3 separate regions of the Mus musculus genome follow, and all the other regions are linked to region 2. Evidence: chromatin loops called from intact Hi-C (ENCODE). Cell type or tissue: heart. All regions are shown on one strand. Each heading gives the region's core, and the rest is flanking DNA. Links, peaks and the distances in the headings are about the cores only. Region 1 holds the start of Vwa3b (von Willebrand factor A domain containing 3B). Region 2 overlaps Tmem131 (transmembrane protein 131). Region 3 overlaps Tmem131 (transmembrane protein 131).

Evidence for each region. A loop is a pair of places that touch in the nucleus more often than their neighbours do. Peaks named below come from ENCODE experiments on the same cell type or tissue, not always from the same donor. Only the 100,000 strongest peaks of a DNase experiment are listed, where the experiment ranks them.
Region 1: it touches region 2 in a loop (2.2-fold over the local background); 2 of 42 quality-filtered maps call a loop at or near these places.
Region 3: a loop joins it to region 2, with 2.1 times the contacts of the local background. A loop is called at or near these places in 9 of 42 quality-filtered maps.

The regions. Positions count from the first base shown.
Region 1 is chr1:37,026,840-37,033,484 of GRCm38, reverse strand. It overlaps Vwa3b (von Willebrand factor A domain containing 3B), which reads right to left and starts at 4,172. Exons shown (of 28, transcript NM_001370828.1): 1 at 4,057-4,172. In heart, for the core only: no CTCF peak of the experiment used is centred there; a DNase peak (open chromatin) is centred at 4,084; H3K4me3 peaks cover 1,316 bases; H3K27ac peaks cover 975 bases.
Region 2 is chr1:36,819,108-36,825,752 of GRCm38, reverse strand. Tmem131 (transmembrane protein 131) reads left to right here. Exons shown (of 41, transcript NM_018872.2): 16 at 214-324; 17 at 407-541; 18 at 933-1,037; 19 at 2,600-2,686; 20 at 6,538-6,645. Among named protein-coding and RNA genes, the nearest start is that of Zap70, 61 kb to the right of the region's middle. In heart, for the core only: CTCF peaks have their summits at 898, 3,450 and 3,652 (motif pointing left); no DNase peak of the experiment used is centred there.
Region 3 is chr1:36,916,586-36,923,230 of GRCm38, reverse strand. The region is part of intron 1 of Tmem131 (transmembrane protein 131); the gene reads left to right. Among named protein-coding and RNA genes, the nearest start is that of Tmem131, 20 kb to the left of the region's middle. In heart, for the core only: no CTCF peak of the experiment used is centred there; DNase peaks (open chromatin) are centred at 2,260 and 2,940; H3K4me3 peaks cover 430 bases; H3K27ac peaks cover 3,330 bases.

The sequences.
Region 1 (6,645 bases), core at 1,083-6,082, 210 kb before region 2:
CTCTAGCTCCTCCATTGGGGGCCCTGTGATCCATCCAATAGCTTACTGTGAGCATCCAGTCATTAAAATTTTTAATTTAATTTTTAAAAATCAATCCAAAACAACCTTACAAGGTAGACATGACTCTTCTTCTCATTTTCCTAATAAGGAGACCAACACAGGGAGCTAACAGGCTGTCTCACAATCTTATAGCTGATAGAAGGGCTGACTAAGAATCTGACCCAGGCCCCTGCACTCTCCAGCCTGCCCTCTGTGACTGTTATTACAGTAGGAACAAACACCCACAGCACCCTGCTTTTGCTGAGGAACCCCAGGCCTTGAAACTTTAAAGAACGTTTTCATAGGTTCTGTGATAGTCAGTGAGCAGCAGGATCCAAGTTCTAAGCCAGTCTTAGCCAGTCTGTTACCATTAGAGCCACCACGTGCACTCTAGTATGCCTCCCTGGTCCCCAGGCAAAAGCACTAACCTTGAGTCTCATAGCACAAGCTCAGCTGCCAGCTGTTAAAGATAATGATTCCATGTTGATGGTTTTGGGAACCTGTACTGTCCACTGAGGGTCACTTCCAAAGGTCTACAAATCCATAGGGTTGGAGACACTCTGCCCTCATGACAACAAGGTTGGTTACAAGGCTCATTTTGATGAGTATGTGACAAGGTGATTTGAAGAGCATCATGATTGGGGGAAACATAAAAATCGAGTTCAGTGTGAGACAGGAGTGATGTTACATGCCTATAATGTCAGCACTCAGGAGACTGAGGCAGGAGGATTGAGAATTGGGGGGCCATCTGAGATACACGGTGAGACTGTGTTTCAGAAAAACAAAACTCAAAACAACAACAAAAAATCCCTAACAAACTTCCGCTGTCCTGCTACTATAGGAACTGACTTCACCCCTCTAGACTAACACACCTGTATGACGACATATCTGCCAGAGGCTGCTGCCAAGAACAAATGTACTCCAAGCACATTTTTGTGTGCATGTGTGTGCACGATGTATTGGTATATACATATGCATGTGAGTGTGAGTGTGTGTGTGTGTGTGTGTGTGTATGAGTGTGTGTGAGTGTGAATGTGTGTGTGTTTGTTTGTGTGTGCATATGGAGACCAGAGGCCAAAGCTGGTGGCTTCACAAGTCACTCTCAACCTTACTGTTTGAGACAGGATCTCTCATTAAGCCTGGAGCTCACTGGCTGGCTAAACTAGCTAGCCACGGCACTACAGGAAGCCTCCTGTATCTGCCACACAAGGCTGGCATTGCAGGTGGTGCCACTTCGCATAGCTCTTTACACAGGTGCCGAGGATGTAAACTTGGATGCTTATGTTCCAACAGCAGGTACTCTACTAACTGACCCTTCCCCACCCCTCCAAGAATTTTTCTAAGCCCTAATATCCAATTCTACTGGACTGTGAAGTTTAGAACATATCAGAGAGCAGACAAATATGGCTTATCCTGCTTTTAGAGATCTGTCTACGGAGACAGTAGCAAGATCTGGCCTCTGTTGTTCCTATAGAAACAAGAGAAGCTAAGAAAAATAACCTGGCTAATCTCTCTCTTCCCACAAGCATACCTCCTCCATTCTTCTCGCTGGGGGTATTTACTTGCTTTAGATTTTTAAAGGGGAGGTTTTTATACAAACTTCCCTAGTAAGGTTTTCTCACAGACTTTCATAACCGTAAAGACTGGTTAGAAGACTCATGCCTTTGGCTTTCAAGCCAAAGAAAAACATTCTTTAATTTGCTTACATTTTCAGTTAAATTGAAATGGACACATGCTTGGATCCTTTACAAAGCAATTGAATTCTCCAACTTTGTGACAACACAAGTCCCAGCCTCTATGGGGACTTGGGTGACTTTTTTAAAGTTAATTTTTAAGATGAGACTGGCTTTATCAGATCTGAGAGGATGTCTGAGTCATTCAAATTCAGATCTTTGCCTTGGGGGTTTATAGCCTGAGGATACTTAGAAAGTGAAGCTGCAGCCAGAGAATAAGAGGAAAGAAATGGAGAAAATGTGTCTCCCAGCAGGGAATGAAGAGCTAGGAAGCCTGAGGATTGGAGACTTCGATGCCTGTGTGGAGACTGTCTCCCTTCACTAACCCTCTAAAGCTACCTGAGCAACTCTACCTTTTGAAAAGTTTGCATTTGTGTCTGTATGTCTGTCTTTTTGCCATATGTGTGCAGCATCCCTTGGACTCTCTGGAGTTGGAATTACAAACAGAGAACCAAAATTGGGCCCTCTGGAAGCACAGCTACTCTTTTTAACCTTGAGTGTCTCCCCAGCCACCAAAGCCTACTTTTTGCTTTGAGGCTTCATCCTTGTAGCCTCAGACCCAGGTCTGTCCTCTCTAGACTAAGCAGAAGTTTGGTTGCTACCAGGACAAACTACATGAATGCCCCCGCCACATTACTGTATAACAGGCACTACCTATACTATTGAGATGGATTAAATCAGCCACTCATAGCAGCTGAGAAAATCCTGATTGTTCTCAAACAAGGCAAAGATCGGGTCCTAGAAAAGTTATGATCAGGAAGTAGCTATCCTTTTAAACACAAGACACATTGTTTTCTGGGTGTGGCTATGCTATCTATTTTCTGTGGTTACTTGGGAGTTTCCTCTGAGGCAGAGAGGATACATACTGGCAAGGTCTGCTTTATAGTGTGCAATAATGTTACCAGTGGTAAGGTTTTTGTTTTGGTTTGGGTTTTGGTATTTTGAGACAGAGTCTGACTACATAGCTCAGACCAGGCTTGACCTTGTGGCATTCTTTGCTGCAGCCTCCTGAGTGCTGGGATTACAAGTATATATACCACCACCTCTGGTTGTCCGCAGTCCTAAAAACTTGGAGTTGTCCATCGAGCCATTGAGTGCCAGGGACAGGCAAAGCTCCCAGGACAGCAGGAAGATTAAGATGGATAAGACCTTTCATCCCAACACTTAGGAAACTGAGGCAGGAGGACTGGGATCACGCTAAGAGCCCTTCTTTGTCGGCTGCTATGCACCTGCCCATAGTGAGAAGCCAAGAACAATCCAGTCACTGTTCTTACAAGCCCTGGACCAGAGTCTAACTTAGACTCTATTAATTCAATTTGGATCCTTGGTAAACGTATGATCAACACCTCCAATCTTCATCCTTGCTAGTTTCTAAAAAAAGAAATCTGTGCATGGGGGAGGGAGGGAGGGAGTAGTATGGAGGGGTAGGAGATGGGGAGGTATGTTGTGGGAGTTCTGAACTCTGATTCTTCTGGGAAGAAAGGAAGCTGGGATGAAGTTCCCTGATGTATCCTGTTACAATTCTTAACAGTCTTATTCTTTCTATCCTTAAAAGGCAAAGCTAGGCTAAGAGCATCGCCTCAGATAAACGTGGGCAGGGTTAAGGGATTGAAATGGTCTGTGGGACACACTGTTGAGAACAGGACCAAGAATTGAAAACTGGGCTCGTGGGGTGGGGGTGGGGCTGTTAGGTCATCGCCGAGAAGAAAAGAAATGGAGAACTTCTGAGAAGATTAGAAGAACAACTACATGAGGTTAAAAGTCCATATTAGAAAGTGAAAGTGATGTGAATGCCCCCAAAAACCAAGAGGCAAGCAGAGGCTTTCTCCAGACTCAAACCTTTCACTCAAGAAGATCGCTTTGAGTTTGGATTGTTAAGTTTTGATCATTGCTTCTCAGAAATGAGTTTCTAATATACTGATCAGTATGCTATGTCCTCTGACTAACTTTGGCCTCTGGATAGACAAGCATTAGGGAGCTGAGCTTCTGCAAAGAGTGGGGGTGGGGGGAGAGCCCTGGGTAAGAAGGGCTCGCACACGTCTGCGACTTTGACTCTGAAATCCAGCTCTCAAGTGGGTGCGGCCTGGCCACTGCCCTTTCCCAGCAGAAGCGAGGTCCAGCTCGGAAATTACAAACTTGTTTTTTCCCTCACACAACCAGTTGGAAACCTGGAAGATCTGGTCTAGAAGGATGGTATCCCCCACTTAGTAAGTAATCTGTCAGTTGCGAGGCCAGGCGGCTTGCGTGCGTCAGCGACCCTCCCACCCTCCAGGGCCTCACTAACCAGAGCAGGAGGTGGGCGCGGCCAGCATCCCACTGCTGGACAAGGCTGTGACTCCCCCTGATGCTGGCGAAGGGTCCCCGCCTCGGGCACAGAGTTGCGGGAGTCCAGTTTCTGTTGACAACCACATCGCTGCAGTTGCTAAGACACCGCCAATCACAGCGTGGCTCGGGATCCGGCCCCGCCCACCAATGAGCCCCTCAGAGGGAGTAAAGAGATGATGGGGACTGCGAAGAAACTGGATGTTGGTGTTGCAAAACCAATTTGGTCCACCCGGAAAGAGAGCAGCCTAAGGCTCGTCCTCTGCGCCTGACCCTGGGAAAGTTGACAGCGGCAAATATTAGAGATTAGGTTAACAAATATTCAGATGGGCAGAAAAGCAGACGACTGCCCGCTGAAGGAAGCCTGTTCTCTCGATTTACTTCCGGCAGATTACCGCAGCCCGCGCCTTTTGTTTTGATTTCTCCCTCGGTATTATAAAGAGATCCTTTCTTCATTGCGTCTTTAAGGGAAGGAAACCTAGAGTTGGAGCGGTTCGTTACAGGTGCTCAGCTAGAAGGGGTGGTCAGATGAGCGTTCACAGTTTTGCCAGATTGTAACTTTGGACACAAGAGCTGCCAGGATCAAAAAAAAAAAAAAAAAAAAAAAAAAAAAAAGATTGTGAATAAAACCTCCTGGAGAGGAGGGGGGAGGGAAGCTGTGTCCGCAGAGACTGATTTTGACTGATTAGAATTTCAGTTCTGCAGAGAGGTTAGAATGTTGCTGTTCTGAAGGCTAATTGCCTTATCTTGGGCCAGTTCTAACCCCTCTTGGAGAGCCATTCCTTGCCCACTTCTGTGACCAAACTAACCTCTTGTGACTAAAAGATAGACGGACAACTAGCCTCCACCAATCCAAAGGCTAAGAATGTCCCACAGCATCTTGAAAAGCTTTCCCCACTCTCACCGTGCCTGCTTCTCTGGTGTGCCCTCCAAGGTACTTTAAATTTATCATGATTTGTGACTTTCTTTGTTCTATGAAAAGTTCATGAAACTGCTTCCACGTTGGAACATGGAGTTTGGGGTAAACTAAATCTGTGTTGTACAGGGCCACAGCTATTCAAAATGGCTCCAGAACAGGCTTGCTTATACCCTCTAAGCTGAGAGCTGTGGTTTTTGCAAATCTACAGGTAGTACTCCTATAGGGATTCGGTACTGCACTCTACCTAATGCTTATTTAGTCTTGCCTTACAAGCATACAGATGGCTCAAAATGCAAACCTGCCATTCTTCAAGCAATCACACTCACACAAAAATGTGCTTATGAAAATCTATAAGTAAAAGATTCTATAAGGGCTGGAGAGATGGCTCAGAGGTTGAGAGCACTGATTATTTTTTCAAAGGTCCCGAGTTCGATTTCCAGCACCCACATGGTGGCTAACATCTATAATGAGATCTGATGCCCTCTTCTGAAGTGCAGGCAGAACACTGTGTACATAATAAATAAATAAATAAATAAATAAATCTTTTTTTTAAAAGAGTCTAGAGTAAGCCACATGAAGCAAACCAATAAGCAGCATCCTTCCGTGGCCTCTGCATCAGCTCCTGCCTTTGCATCGGCTCCTGCCTCCAGCTTCCAGACCTGCTTGAGTTCCTGTCCTGACTTCCTCCAGTGATGTAGTATGATCTGGAAGTGTAAGCCAAATAACCCTCCCCTCCCCCCCAAAAAAAGATTCTATAAGCCAAGTTTTGCCTTAATGTTTGAATATTAAATTGTGTTTTATATTTTTAAATTGAAGAGCTGGCCTTGAGTTTTTGTAAACATATATACATGTTTGTGTGTGTGTGTGTGTGTGTCTGCACATGTGTGTGGTGGGTGGAAGTCAGAGAAATCTTGTGGGAACTGACTCTCTTATTCTACCACATGGTTTCCAGGGAGTAGGATAGGGGGTGTTGAACTCAGGTTGTCAAGTTTGATAGCACCTTTACCTGTCAAGCCACACCAATGGCTCCATTTCTTTTGTTTTCTCATAGTGTTTGAGTCAAAGATCTAATTTAAAAAAAAATAACTAACATTAGAAACAATTCTCTCTTCAACAGAGAAGTCTACTGTATCCTCAGGGATTAATTTTTCTTCATTCCTTTGTTGCCTTAGTGATTTTTAAAAGTACTGAAGGTTCGATCCTTAATCATAAATCATTCTGTAGAGTTGTTTGAATGCACAGCTTTGGCGATACAGAGAGCAGCTTCGATTCACACCACCAACGTTAAAATTCCAAAGCCAAACAACTTAAACCAGCCACACTTACCAAAACCACAATCATCCTGCTGCCCACACCCTGCCAAACCAATATTCCTGGGCCATGCTGGTGACAAAGGACAGAGAGTCCACTGTACTCTCTCAGCACTCTCACTAAGCACTCTGACTTTACCTCCACCCACGCTCGCTCTCCTTCCTGGGACATTTGCCACAGTCACTGTGGTCAACCGGGGCCCCTTAGATTAACATGACTATAACACACATGCTAATCAAAACAACAACAACATTAGAGGGCCAGAGAGGTGGCTCAGCAGTTAAGAGCACTTGCTCTTCCAGAGGTCCTGAGTTCAATTCC
Region 2 (6,645 bases), core at 768-5,767:
CCTTTCCTAGAACTTCAGGGAAGTAGCTGCTAGGAAATGGCCTCTCCATCCCTGACTCCTGATTGTCCTTGTCCGAAGTTCTCAGCATATCATGTAGTTGTAAATATAGACATAAGATGTAGAAACCTTAGTGTCTCCTAGTGGACACTTTATTCAGTAACATTGTTAAACATGTGATCTGGTGTCTAATACAGTCCTTTTCTATCTCTCTAGTACTTTGTATTGCCCCCCAAAATAGAAGAACGCTTCATAGATTTTGGAGTACTGAGTGCTACAGAAGCAAGTAGTATTTTATTTGCAATTATAAACAGCAATCCAATTGAGGTAAAGACATTGTTTTTATTCTCAGTTACACTGAAGATTTCATGTTTGTGCTGCAAGATCACTTTTTGTTTTCTCTTTGAAGCTGGCAATAAAAAGTTGGCATATCATAGGAGATGGCTTATCAATAGAACTTGTAGCTACAGAGAGAGGCAACAGAAGCACGGTGATTGCAAGCCTTCCAGAACTGGAGCGGTCCTCTTTGCCCGACCAGTCCCCGGTGAGTGGGCCTCTTACTGCTTCAAGTTAGAATGGGTGTTTCCGGCCCAAGTGAAAGAGCAGGGCTATGTGCCCCACTCGGCAAGTACTGTGACCTGTTTCCCGGTGGCCATGAGCGCTAGACACTGCGGGGGCCTTGTGGAGCCCGTCTACCACAGTGAAGCAGGCACAGAGTAGATGATGAGGGCACAGAAGAATTGGAAGGATCTGTACCACACTGTCATGAAAGGAGAGTGTCTGCAGTAAGGTTCTGTGCATCAGCTGTGCAGATGCTGTCACACAAAGTCCACACATGGGTCTGTGTGGGCATAGCTCACCACCAGAGTGCTCCCCCTTCAGTAAGACCCTTGAACCTGCACAGCTACTAAATGATGCCATTTTTACTGCTTCAGGTAACATTAGCTTCAGGACACTTTGCAGTGTTCAGAGTCAAACTTACTGCCAAGAAGCTAGAAGGGGTCCATGATGGGGCCATACAGATCACAACCGACTACGAGGTAAGCTGACCAGCGGGGTTTTCTCAAACTTATTAATGGCTGTGCACATTGATCGGGCATGTCAGTTTCTGTAGAAGCAGAGAACTACATTTATTTACAGTGTACCCCTCTTGTGCCTTTAATACAGACCTTTCAGAGCCATTTCAGAACACTAGTGCTTGTACCTCCCAGGGCTCTGCTGAACCTCCTCAGACCTCCTAACTTAACCACAGTGACAGGAAAGTGCCCTTAGCACACTGAGAGTCACGCTGTTAAAAACCTGTCTACAGATCACCACAGAGCAGGTCTGGACTGGACTTCCTGAGCTGCAGGTCTGACTCTGCACTTGTGTTTTGCAGTCCTCTGTGTAGAGTGTATATTATATTCACTAAGATCCTGATTGCATGTATTTCTGGCAGATCTGATCTTTTTCCTATTTTATACTTTTGATTTTTTGGATAAAGGTTCTGGAACTCACTGTATAGTAAACCAGCCTTGAACTAGCAGGCCTCCTACTTGAGCTTCCCAAGTGCTAGCATTACAGGTGGAAGGTTGCTTGCCTGTCTCAGACCTAAATACTTTTAATTTAACACTTACAGATCTTTGGGCGGTTGAGTACTTCTAAATTCAACAAGTTGCTATCTTTGTCCTCCTGAGTGGTTTCAGCATACACAAATCCAGTGGCAAAATAAACAGAACTGGCTATTCAAATAATAAATGATTAGAGTATATCCAGTTACCTCCAAAAGTGAGGAATTCATACTTAACATTCATATAGAAGTAAGTGCCTTTCAGAATTGAGACAGTTTTGGTTTTTTGGTTTTTTTTTTTTTTTTTAATGGATGAAAATAAAAATTAAACAGGGCAGGAAACATGGTTCAGCAGTTAGGAGCACTGGCTGTTCTTCTTGAAGACCCAGGTTCAATTCCCAGCACCTACAAGGTGGCTCATAACTATTTGTAGTTCCAGTTCAGAGGATCTAGTGCCCCCTTCCGGTTTCTGCAGGCACCAGGCATGAGCGTGGTAGGTATTCAGGCAAAATAGCCACACACATACAATTAAAAAAATAAAAGTTTTTAAAACAAAACACAAATATACCCCCATACACGGCATTCATGGCTCACTTGTGATACTAATTAGGAATAAGCTGAAATTCTAACTACAGAATGTTCAACTTGTCTTTAAAACTTGAGTTGAAATCTATTTCTACCAAAACAATATTGAATTTCATAGCTGTAGAAATCCTGGATTTTTATAGATGTTGTTTTAGGAATACAACTTTCCTTTTTAATCTGTAGAGGACTTGTATTTTGAAAAGCTGTCTTTATTCCTCCCCTGTGACTTGGTCTTAACTGGTTTTAGCAGGTAAATGAGTAGTCACTGGAAATGGATTGTTTTCATTTTATAGAAAACCTTGGGCAGATTAAAAAGTTTCCAGGGTGGTTTTAATACTGGTTTTGCGTTATTGTCAGTATACAACACAAAATAAGCTTTGTTTTTAATTCCTAAAACAGTGAAGTCATTGTCAGTAGCAAACATCCCAGACTTCTGACGTGATGGTGGTCTGCCTCTTTCCTCCATAGATCCTGACCATCCCTGTGAAAGCTGTGATCGCCGTGGGCTCGCTGACCTGCTTCCCCAAGCACATGGTTCTTCCCCCTTCCTTCCCAGTAAGCCAGCTCACGCTTCGCTTGATCGTTGTTTTCTGTTGCTTAGTGCTCAAATGGGAAAGACATTTCCTGTTTTCATCCTCTACTGTAACTGAAGCACCGCACTGCGCCAGGTTCTTAAGAGAATGGAAAGTGGGATGAGCAATAGACCCTCCCTCAGGAAGATTTCCTATGAAGACTGGAAGCAGGAGCCTTGATGTGTAAAGCAGATACAAGTTGTCCTGCAAAGAAAAAGGGGCTTAGAGAGAAAGCATCTTGCAGCCTAACTCAACAAAGCCTTTCCTGCTTCCAGCAAAGCCTCCACTATTTGAAAGGGGGAAAAAATGGCCTAAAGAAATGTCTTGTTCTGTATAGTTTTACACACACATACACACAGAGTGACCTTTTTTAAAAAAACAAAAAACAAAAAAAAAATATGAAGCTGTTTAATTAGGTTGTTAGCAATTTAGAAAACCTAAGGATGCATCCCATTGGTTGTCAGGGAGAGAAGCAGCTGCACCCTGCAGCAGGAGGGCGAGGGCTGCGACAGGGCCGTGTTTAAAGAGTCACTGGGAGTCCAGCACCTACATGACAGGATGGCTCCCAGCTGTCTGTAACCCCAGTTCCAGGGGATCAAGACACACATACAGTGCACATAAATACCAACACTCGTAAAATAGAAACAGGAACTCTTGATGCAGAAAAAGTTGATATCAAAATGTTTCTCTGATCTATCTGAAAAACAGCTAGAATCAATTTTTTCAGCTTGATAAGAAATTGTCTAGGCAGGCATGTACAGACAATTTTAAAATCATCTCCAAAAACTTTGTAGATGCTTAAAAATGTAAAAAATGTCTTTGTGGGCTGGAGAGATGGCTCAGTGACTAAGAGCACCGACTGCTCTTCCAAAGATCCTGAGTTCAAATCGCAGCAACCACATGGTGGCTCACAACCACCCGTAATGAGATCTGTCGCCCTCTTCTGGAGTGTCTGAAGACAGCTACAGTGTACTTACATATAATAATAAATAAATCTTTTTTAAAAAAAAGTCTTTGTGCTAGGGAAAAAAAACCCACATAGGTTTTATTCAGTAGGAAGAGGTCCCTTGATTTCAACAAAGCCCAGCTGAATTGGATTTTTTCCTACATAAAAATATAAACATTTACTCTCATAAATAAATAAATATAATATACAAATAAATTGTTGGGTTTTACATATAAAACTTGATATGTGCAACATAAGTATAAAATCTCTTTCTAGATAGAATCAGTATCTTTTTAGTTACTTTTAAGATTTAAAATTAAGATGTTTTCAGTTCATCTGGGGTTGGTGGCTCTGCAGGTGAAGGTGCCACCAAGCCTGATCCACCTGAGTTTAGCAGGACTCACATGAGGGAAGGAGAGAAGCAACTCGTGTGAGTTATTCCCTGACCTCTACACGGTCTGCATGGGGCGTGCACGCCCTGGCACATGAGCCCACCACCACACACACACAAGTAAATAATGTAATCTTTTTAATTTTAAAGAATTAAAAGTCTGTATATAGGATATTAAGTAAGGAAATACAAAAATCCAAATACTTCTTGACTACTGTAGACAGCAGTGGTTTCATGTGTAATTCTAGAACACTTGTCACAATTCCTTTTTGGTTTGATGATGGTTTCTTACGGGTTGGTCTCTCTAGGAAAGGAATGAGGTACCTTTTATCCCCAGTGACTAGCAGGTGATATACATGAGGGAGGTGGTTGGGAGAGGACACAGGCAAAGATATTTCACAGGGATCAACTCCTTGAGTGTCCCAATGAGGTCAACACAGGGAGGCAACTGTGAGAGACAGGTAGTCAGAGAGCTCAGCTATGCCTCAGAGGTTGAGCCTTGAGAGAAGAAATAGGAAAGGAGCTGGCTTTTTGAGAAAGAGTCAGGATGCGTTGGGCAGATGTAGGAATGTAGAAATGGTATCTTCTTGGGGTGGAGGTCTAGCGGGTAGGAGATGGGACACCCTATTTAACAAAGCCTGACTCAAGATTGTGTCCCTTTCAATATAAATTTTAATAAGGTTAACATATTTCAGTTGGGCTATCATCGAGCCTTTGCCTCCCTATATTGCACTTTGTCCTGACTGTATGTTACACCCATGCTTTATCATGCGTGCATAAGAGCCTTCTTCCTCCTCAGTCACCATCAGTACCCCAATCTCCTCACTAGCTGCTAGGGAGCAGTATGTCAGAAAACGTTTCAAAAACCTTTCAGCTCAATATTTGAGTAGAGTTGCAAAAGGAATTTTATTATCTTTGGTCTTCATGTGGCCTAAGAACAGGCCAGCAGGAGTTATGTTAGCTGTAGAAACTGGATAGCTGACAAGGCAGCACTGCAGCCACCGCTGTACCCGTCCTCTCCCCAGCCTCATGGCCACCCTCGGGGTCTTGCCAGGGAGAAGGATGTCATATATCTGTTTTCTGGGACTAATTATTAGACAAGCACGTTTCTCATTTAGAAAATTATTTTAAGGGGATAGGAACCACATGTACAAAGACCATAATTCTTTATTCAATCAGAGAGTTTATAAAAGTAAGTCAAGCTTGTAATGTGCTTCTTAAGAATAATTTGAATCTTTTTTCTTTTTTTTTTTTTTTTTTTTTTTTGAGACAGGGTTTCTCTGTGTAGCCATGCATGGCTATCCTGGAACTTACTCTATAGACCAGGCTGTCTCAAACTCAGAAATCTGCCTGCCTCTGCCTCCTGAGTGCTAAGATTAAAGGCGTGTGTCACCACTGCCTGGCTTGAATCTTTTTTAATTTCAAGCTTTTCTAATTTGATACCTTCTAGAAAAACGAAACTGTTACTTGGTAAGAAGGAACACTGATGAAGACTTCAGTCTGTGGGGCTGGAGAGTCGGCTCAGCAGTTATAGGAGTTAGGCTTTTGCAGAGAGGATAGTGGAGTTGGCAGCACCCGCATGGCAGCTTCTTGCTGTCTGTTCCCAGTTCCTAACTCTGGCCGCTGCACTTGCCAGACATGCACACAGTGCACTTTACATGTGTACAGCCAAAGCATTCATACACATAGTTAAAACAAGCAAACCTTTTCAGAAGAATCTAATTTGTGTGCTGTTTTGTCAGAGTCTTCAATGAGTTACTTGGTGTGTTTTTACTGTGAATTATTATTTTGCAAGACAAGGACGTATGAGGCTCTGTCCTCTGGCCTTGATCATCCACATGCTGACAGTACAGGCATGTACCCCATGCCAGCTGATAGCCTACATTTTTTTTTAAAGATTTATTTATTTATTATATGTAAGTACACTGCAGCTGTCTTCAGACACTCCAGAAGAGGGCATCAGATCTTGTTACAGATGGTTGTGAGCCACCATGTGGTTGCTGGGATTTGAACTCTGGACCTTCGGAAGAGCAGTCGGGTGCTCTTACCCACTGAGCCATCTCACCAGCCCGATAGCCTACATTTTTAAAGAGATTTAATTTTCTCTTGGATGGCAAAAATTACTGTTGTATTTCTAAGGAAAACATTTTCTTTTAAAGAATGTGTTTCGGCCTTCCTTGGTTAGATTTTAGAATTCATTTATTTTGGGGCAGCCTTGCCTTGGTGTTAGCAGACTTTACATTACAAACAAAGTGACCCTCTAAAGCCCCCTCTGTGCCTTCCTGGGTACTTAGTATGTCAACACAAGTTAAATTCCCATTAGTTTATAACAGTACTTCTGTAACATGCACGATGGCACCAGTGAAAAAGCTGGCCTGTGATCTCAGGTCTTCAGATTTGCTGGTTCTCATTTGAATGAGGGCATGGATTTTCGTGTCAATTATAATTTTAAAAGGTCGATTGATGAAAATTCTGAACTTGTGTTTTCTTCTTTCAGGGGAAAATAGTTCATCAGAGCTTAAATATTATGAATTCCTTCTCACAGAAGGTGAAGATACAGCAAATAAGGTCTTTGTCAGAAGACGTACGATTCTACTACAAACGA
Region 3 (6,645 bases), core at 815-5,814, 97 kb before region 2:
TGGTCTTCTGCAAGAGCAGCCAGTGCTCTTAACCACTGAACCACCTCTTTCCCCATTCCTGAGGCTCCCTGCCACAGCTCCCTGCCCTGGTTTTTTTCTCAGGAGTCCTCACTGCCTGCTGTCTGCAGTCTCAGCTTCTTCTCAGCTTAGACTTGGAGAATTCACTGAGTTCTAGTAGTTTCTCCTGCCACATTGTGGCCAGCAACACAAGGTGAGCGAACTCCACCTCATGCTGTTTCTTGCTTCCAGTTTTCAAGGTCTTGAGCCCACCCAGACAGGTCAGATGCATCTTAAAAGCATCTGAGTAGAATCTTGGTTTCTACTGCACCAGTGGTTGCCGCTCCTCACATGATCTACCACATTCACAGGGTATTGAGATAATGGCGGAACCTGCCAGGGAAGCCTGTAGACATTATCATGTTCTCTACAGATGGACAGCTTGGAGCACCTATGTCCTCTGCCTCAGACATTTTCCTCTATAGAATAAAGAAGTATGATTTTTATAGAGAATTTTCTTACTCTGCATACATGAAACCGTATTAGAAACAGCAAGGCTGTAAACCTGCTTTTCAGTATGATGATTTTGTATAGATTTTCCTCTGTAAATATAAGTTAGGGTTCTTTATGTAGCTTTCACTGTCCTGGAACTCACTGTGTAGACCAGGCTGGCCTCCAACTCAGAGATAACACCTGTTGCTGCTGCTGCCTCCCAAGTGCTGGGATCAAAGGCGTGTACCACCACCCCTGGCTGGACGTATTTATTTAACCAGGTGTAACTCTCATTTTTATGTTGAGATTTTTCTCAGGGTTTTGTGTTTGTTAATTTCTACAAATTTTTCAAGCTTATGAAAAAAGACTACCACAAATACAGTTTCAGGAACTATGTCAGCTGACTTTTTCCTCTTAGAAATCATATAAAGGTTGCTTCCGCTTATCACACTGACTTATTTGTTGCTTTTGCTTGTTTATCAAACAGAGCAAGTGCTTATGTGCCTGGGCCGTTTCCTCGCAGGCCTTCAGCAGTGTGCCACAGGCCAGCGGTTATAGACTCTGTAGCAGGTGTTGGGATTGTAGGTCACACAGGCTCCTCTTCGAAGGCTCTGTACACTCTCTATGGACAAGATGATTTATGTGCATTTCTAAACAGTTAGGTTCTCACAGCTGCTTCCACCGATGGCATTGTCACGTGTCATTTCACATAGTTGCTGCTGCAGCGATCTCTGGGCTCAGTGTTTGACCTCTGTCTTCAAATGTTTATATCGCAGCTGATAAAACTCTTAAGGCAGACCTCACAGTGCATGGGGAGTCAGTGATGTCAGTCAGTCATTCTCTGTCCTCTTGTCTTTCCCCCATCAGCTGCATTACAAACTTGCCGCATCAGAGAGGGCTTGAGAGGGCTTTGATGCGGGTCAGTGAGCTGGAGGGTGGCGGTGGCGGTGGTGCTGGGGCTGGGGCTGGTTTGGAAGTGCGCAGGTGTTGGTGGCACCTGCTGCTGCTTTACTTTCTTGTGCTTTGCTACTGCACGTCCAGGGTGAAAATGAGCCACAGGCCCAGAAGGGCAGACTTTTGGAAGCTGGTCAAAATGCTTGATGATGCTTTGTCTTTGTGGCAGAACTCAGTCTGAGTTGTCATCCTCTCTGCTGGCCCTAGCCCTGGGACCCAGTCAGCAAGCACGTGTCCTTTTATTTCACCCGGCTGGTTTCTGCCTAAATTCATTGTCTGCTGAATAGGTCAGAGGTTCTCAGATGAATGCTCTTATATATTAGTTTGTCATTTACTAACCATGTAGTTCCCTGCATGGAAATTCCAAATGTGGGCTTTCCTTGACTGAAATGGACGTGCCTATGCTTCTTGTATTCTCAGGCACTTTGTCTAGGTTGAGGAATGTTAGTGTCCGGTAACTTTTTACGTAGAGACATTCTGCCCTTTGTTCTGTCTTCACTATACTCTTAACTTTGGCTTGCATCTCTACTTACATCTTTTTACCCTTTTTTACTCAGTCAAGCTGCATAATGTTATTGCATAATTCATCGGTACCTTTATTCTTATTGAACAGTCACAGGCAGAGTGGAGCTAAGGATGGACCCCAGTGAATCGGTAGGCATTGCTTTAAGGTGGTATTTTATTTGAATAGTGTATGCCAACTTTTCATTCCATTCCCTTGCATAGTGTTCCAGTAGGAAAGCAAGTTTCCTAGTGTATCCCCTGGAGGACGAGTCTCTTGCTTTCTACTTTTAGCTTACAGCAGCACTTTTCCTGGCAACATTTCAGTTCTGGCCATAGCTGCACTAGGATAGTCATTCCCAGTCCACAGGAGGAGAGGTGGACCACACCAGCCGCCCGGGATCTTGGATTGCAGAGGTGACTGGCCTGGAGGCAGATGCCCCGACCCCTGCAGAGCTCCACCCCAGACAGGGTGTTTCCAAAGGTGCTGAGCAGAATTTAGAGCAGTGACTAATTTGCATTATATGATAACATCTGGTAGGTAGCTCTGGAATCAAAGAAGGGAAAATATGAGCCAGCTACATTGGGGAGTGTGAACTTGGAGCATTCTCTTCCTGCTTCTGGTCCTGAAGTATCTTGAAGATACACACATTAGGTTGTTTTCCTGTGAGCAGACTGTCTATAGAGAAGGATGGAACAGTCTTCACCAGGTGGGTGTGGAGATAGATTCTGACTCACTGCAGGACTGCACTCAGACTCAATGGCAGCCTATCAAGAGGCGTGCCAGCCCAGAGATAAGCATTGGAGATAGCAGAGAAGGCTTGAAAGGCTCAGTAATGAGGATCTGTAAAGGAAATGGTTTTGAAAACATAAGATAGGCATTTAAGTGTCTGCCTTAAGAGAAGGGGGAGGTAACCGGCTAGCAGAAGCCAGGAAACAGGACCCAAACAAAGGCAGCCTGGCCTAGTGCCTGGGAGGACCTGGTGCTAGAACAGCAGTGTTTGTTTATCCAGGCACACACTGCTGCTCCTCTCAAGGGGCTGGCTCGAAGTCCAAGTTCTGGGTGACCTCAGTGCCTGTAGCATTGGAGATAAAAGCTTAACCTAGATATACCCAGTAGTTACAAATTGTTCCTTAGTGAGTGAATTTATCAGCTAACTAACATAAATGTTGCCATATCCTCTTTATTGTAATGGGAGTTCCTTAGAAAACTGGTTTGAGTGGAGAGCTGTAGATGGCCTGTAGTCCTTGATAACAGTAGCCAGGACGCTTGCTCTGGCCAGTATCTGTCTGCAGCATATGGGACAGGTGGAGGCTGTTGAGAGTTCCCCTTGCCTCCTGCACTTCCTGTAAGCCAGCACTGCTTGACTGGTTGTGAAGATTTCTGTTTGTATCTAGGCAGCTCCTCTGAGGGTGGGACTTAACTCTCAGAGGCCCCATTGCAGTGAGATAGAGGGCCTGCTAGTTTATCTGTGGTACACATGGCCCATGGCAAGGGCTCAGTAATTCTGCTTAACCACAAGTGGGACTGGCTCATGTCCCACTCATGTTCACCTCAGAACTTTTCGCTGCTATCTTAAAGTCTTAATATACTAAATATACTTAATATTAAAATGCCACCTGAATTTTCAATTGACTTTTTTACATTTACTTTGTGTGTATATGGCACATGTGTGAAGGTCAGAGGACAACTTGTGGGACTTGGTTCTTTCCACTGTGTGAGCTCTGGGACTAGAACTCAGTAGTTAGGCTTAGCAGTGAGTGCCTTTACCAGATATTTCATCCCACTGGACCTTTTAAATATATTCTATTTGATTATATACAGATTCTGTGAGCCCCTATCTAGTAGTTACATCTCATTTTTTGTCTTGATTTTTTTTTTCTTTTTTTTCTTTTTAAAGACATGGCCTCAGGTAGCTCAGCATGGCCTGTGTAGTCAGAGATGACTCTGAACTGCTGCCCTCTTTGCCTCTATCTCCTAAGTGCTGGGATTACAGATGTGTAACACCATACCCTGTTTATTTGGTGCTGGGACGGAATGGAGGGCCTCATGCATACTAATTAGACAACACTGTACCAGCTGAATTGTTTCCACCCCTTTTACATCTCTCTATTCAGGCTCCAGCCAGGTTAGACTGGACCCTGGTAAGTTTATTCATGAAGTTTTATTCAGTAGTACCATTTCCTAAGCTAGACCTGGAAACAGTCTTTTATCTGATGGCTGAACAGATTCTAGGCAGACACTTGCTTACTGGTGGTTGCTGTGATGGGCCTGGAATTGGGGGCAGGAGTGCACTGGGGACGTTGGGGAAGGCACACCTCAGGACACACTCAGTGTGAGTCAGTCTGTGTGTCTCCTATAATGATTATTTTCTTATAAGTTCAGCTTTTAAAAAAGCTTTTGGGATCCCCAAATACACAAATGCCATCTAAAGCTGTCATTGTTCAGGATGAGTGACCCATTTGGGAGCTTAGGCAGTAAGACACTGTATCTTTGTTACAAGGCATCTTTGTCTGCAGACTCTTGAATTTCTTTTTTTGCCTTCTGCCTCCTACCTAAAAAGGACAAAACCAGAACAAACAAGAAAAGATAGCCACAGGAAACAGTGGTGGAAGGCATTGCTGCAGGAGGTGGGAGAGAGTGTGTTAGGATTAGAGACAGCAGCATTGAGACTCCAGGACTGACTGACTTCGACCAATCAAGGATCCTGAGTCTGGCTTCCCTTAGACTAAATGGGAACAACTTTAGTTTAAAGATTCTCTCCGCTACCCACCTTTACCTTCTTCTCTCTCCACTGGCAACTCTCTCGAAAAGGTTCTCAATGCAGTATTTTATTTAGCAGGTATTATTTTTTACTATAATCTAAGTACTTATTTAAATACCTTTCCATTTAATCTTACTATTTTTTAAAAATAGGTGTTTGTGCGCATGTGCACACATATGTGTGTGCGTGCCTGCATGCGTGTGTCAGGGTCCACAGAGGCCAGAAGAGAGCATTGGTTCCAAGGAACAGGACTTAGAGGCAGTTGTGAGCTGCCCCATGTGAGTGCTGGGAACCACACTTGGCTCCTCTGGAAGAGCAGCAAGCACTCTTAACTGCAGAGCTGTTTCGATGCCTTTATTTTTATGTTTCCTCTTTTTGACCTGGTCTGGAACTGAAATAAATGGAACCTTTTCAGAGAGCTGACTTCATGGCCACATATGAATAGGTTTAGCTCTCACGCTGTGTAATGATCCACATCATCCTTACCCCAGTGCTTTTAATATGCTGCTGTTCTTAGGTAGAATGTAAGGAAGACATATAGTCATTAGCTTCTAATATGTATATAACCTATATATTGATCAGCTTCTAATGGGGAGAATAGTCATGGTGAAGGACTTAGGGTGGAATCAAGCTAACTCAGTTTTGCTGAGTCAAAGTGATCTGGGACTCACCATCTTCCTGCCTCAGTTTCCCTAATACTGGGATTGCAGGTGTATCCCACCATTTCCAACTATAAGTATGCCTTGTTTTGTTTTAAGTAGTGGGCAGATCTGTGAACAGTCTGTGGAAAGCTTGGTCAGAGCAAGCATGTTTTCCTGATAAATGATTCCCTTACTCTTGTGTAGGAGACAGGCTCTTATCTCTTGTAGAGACTAAGCATACTTGGGAGGCGGGCTTGCCTCTGACCTTGGGCAAGTGTTGTAGCCCTCTTGTCACACCTACCTGATCTGCTTGGGTGGGTACCATGGAGTACTCACCTTCTGAGGTGTTCTAAATGATGGTGAATAGGCTTGGCAGGCAGCAGGAAGTACTAGATCTGGATTAGCTGTTACATATTCATAGTATGTTTCAGTGGGAGGTGCTTATGCAATACCAGGCAAGTCACATTGCTGTTATTTTCAGCTGGACGAGACCAGTTTCTTGGTCTGAAGATATCCCATGTATTCAGTTGAGCAAACATTCATTGAGGATCAGTGTGCTAGACATTGGGTTGGTCATCAGCACCCCAGCAATGAAGGGATCCCCAACTTCTAGGAACTTGCATTTTCTTTGTGGTGTTCTTTGTCTTCCCAAAGTGCTTTCAAGATCAGGACACAATTTGAAAAGCAGGAGAAATTCCAAAAATCGGGGGAGCCATCCACCCAGTCACCCAGTCACCTACCTACCTACCTTCCTATATTCCATATGTATTGGTGTTTTGCCTGCATGTAGTCTGTAAAGGTGTCATCCCCTGGAACTGAAATAACAGAAAGTTGTGAGCCGCCACATGGTTGCTGGGAGTTGAACCTGGGTCCTCTGGAAGAACAGCCAGTTTTCAACGGCTCAGCCATTGCTCTCTCCAGATTCCTTCCCCCCCCACTCCCCAAAGAAGACATTTAGGATAGATTAAAGTACATTGTCCCTCCTCAGATGTTGCTGTTACCACTCCAGGAAGATTCTGTCTGAGTTGGATGTGGGATTCCATATTGGCTTATTCTTGCTGAATATGCTGCGGTGAAAGCAGCCAACTTGCTTCGTAAGGTTAACATGTTTTATGGATGTGTTGTCTGCTTCATGACGGTGAAAAATATATTTGTCCGTATCAGATAGTGATAGCAAAGAAATAAACTTGGTAACTTTACATTTAAACTTTTTAATTTTTTGGAGTAGGGTGTAGTAGTGTTGCCTATGTTCCCAGCGTTTCAGAGACTAAAACAAGATTGTACATTCCTTTGCA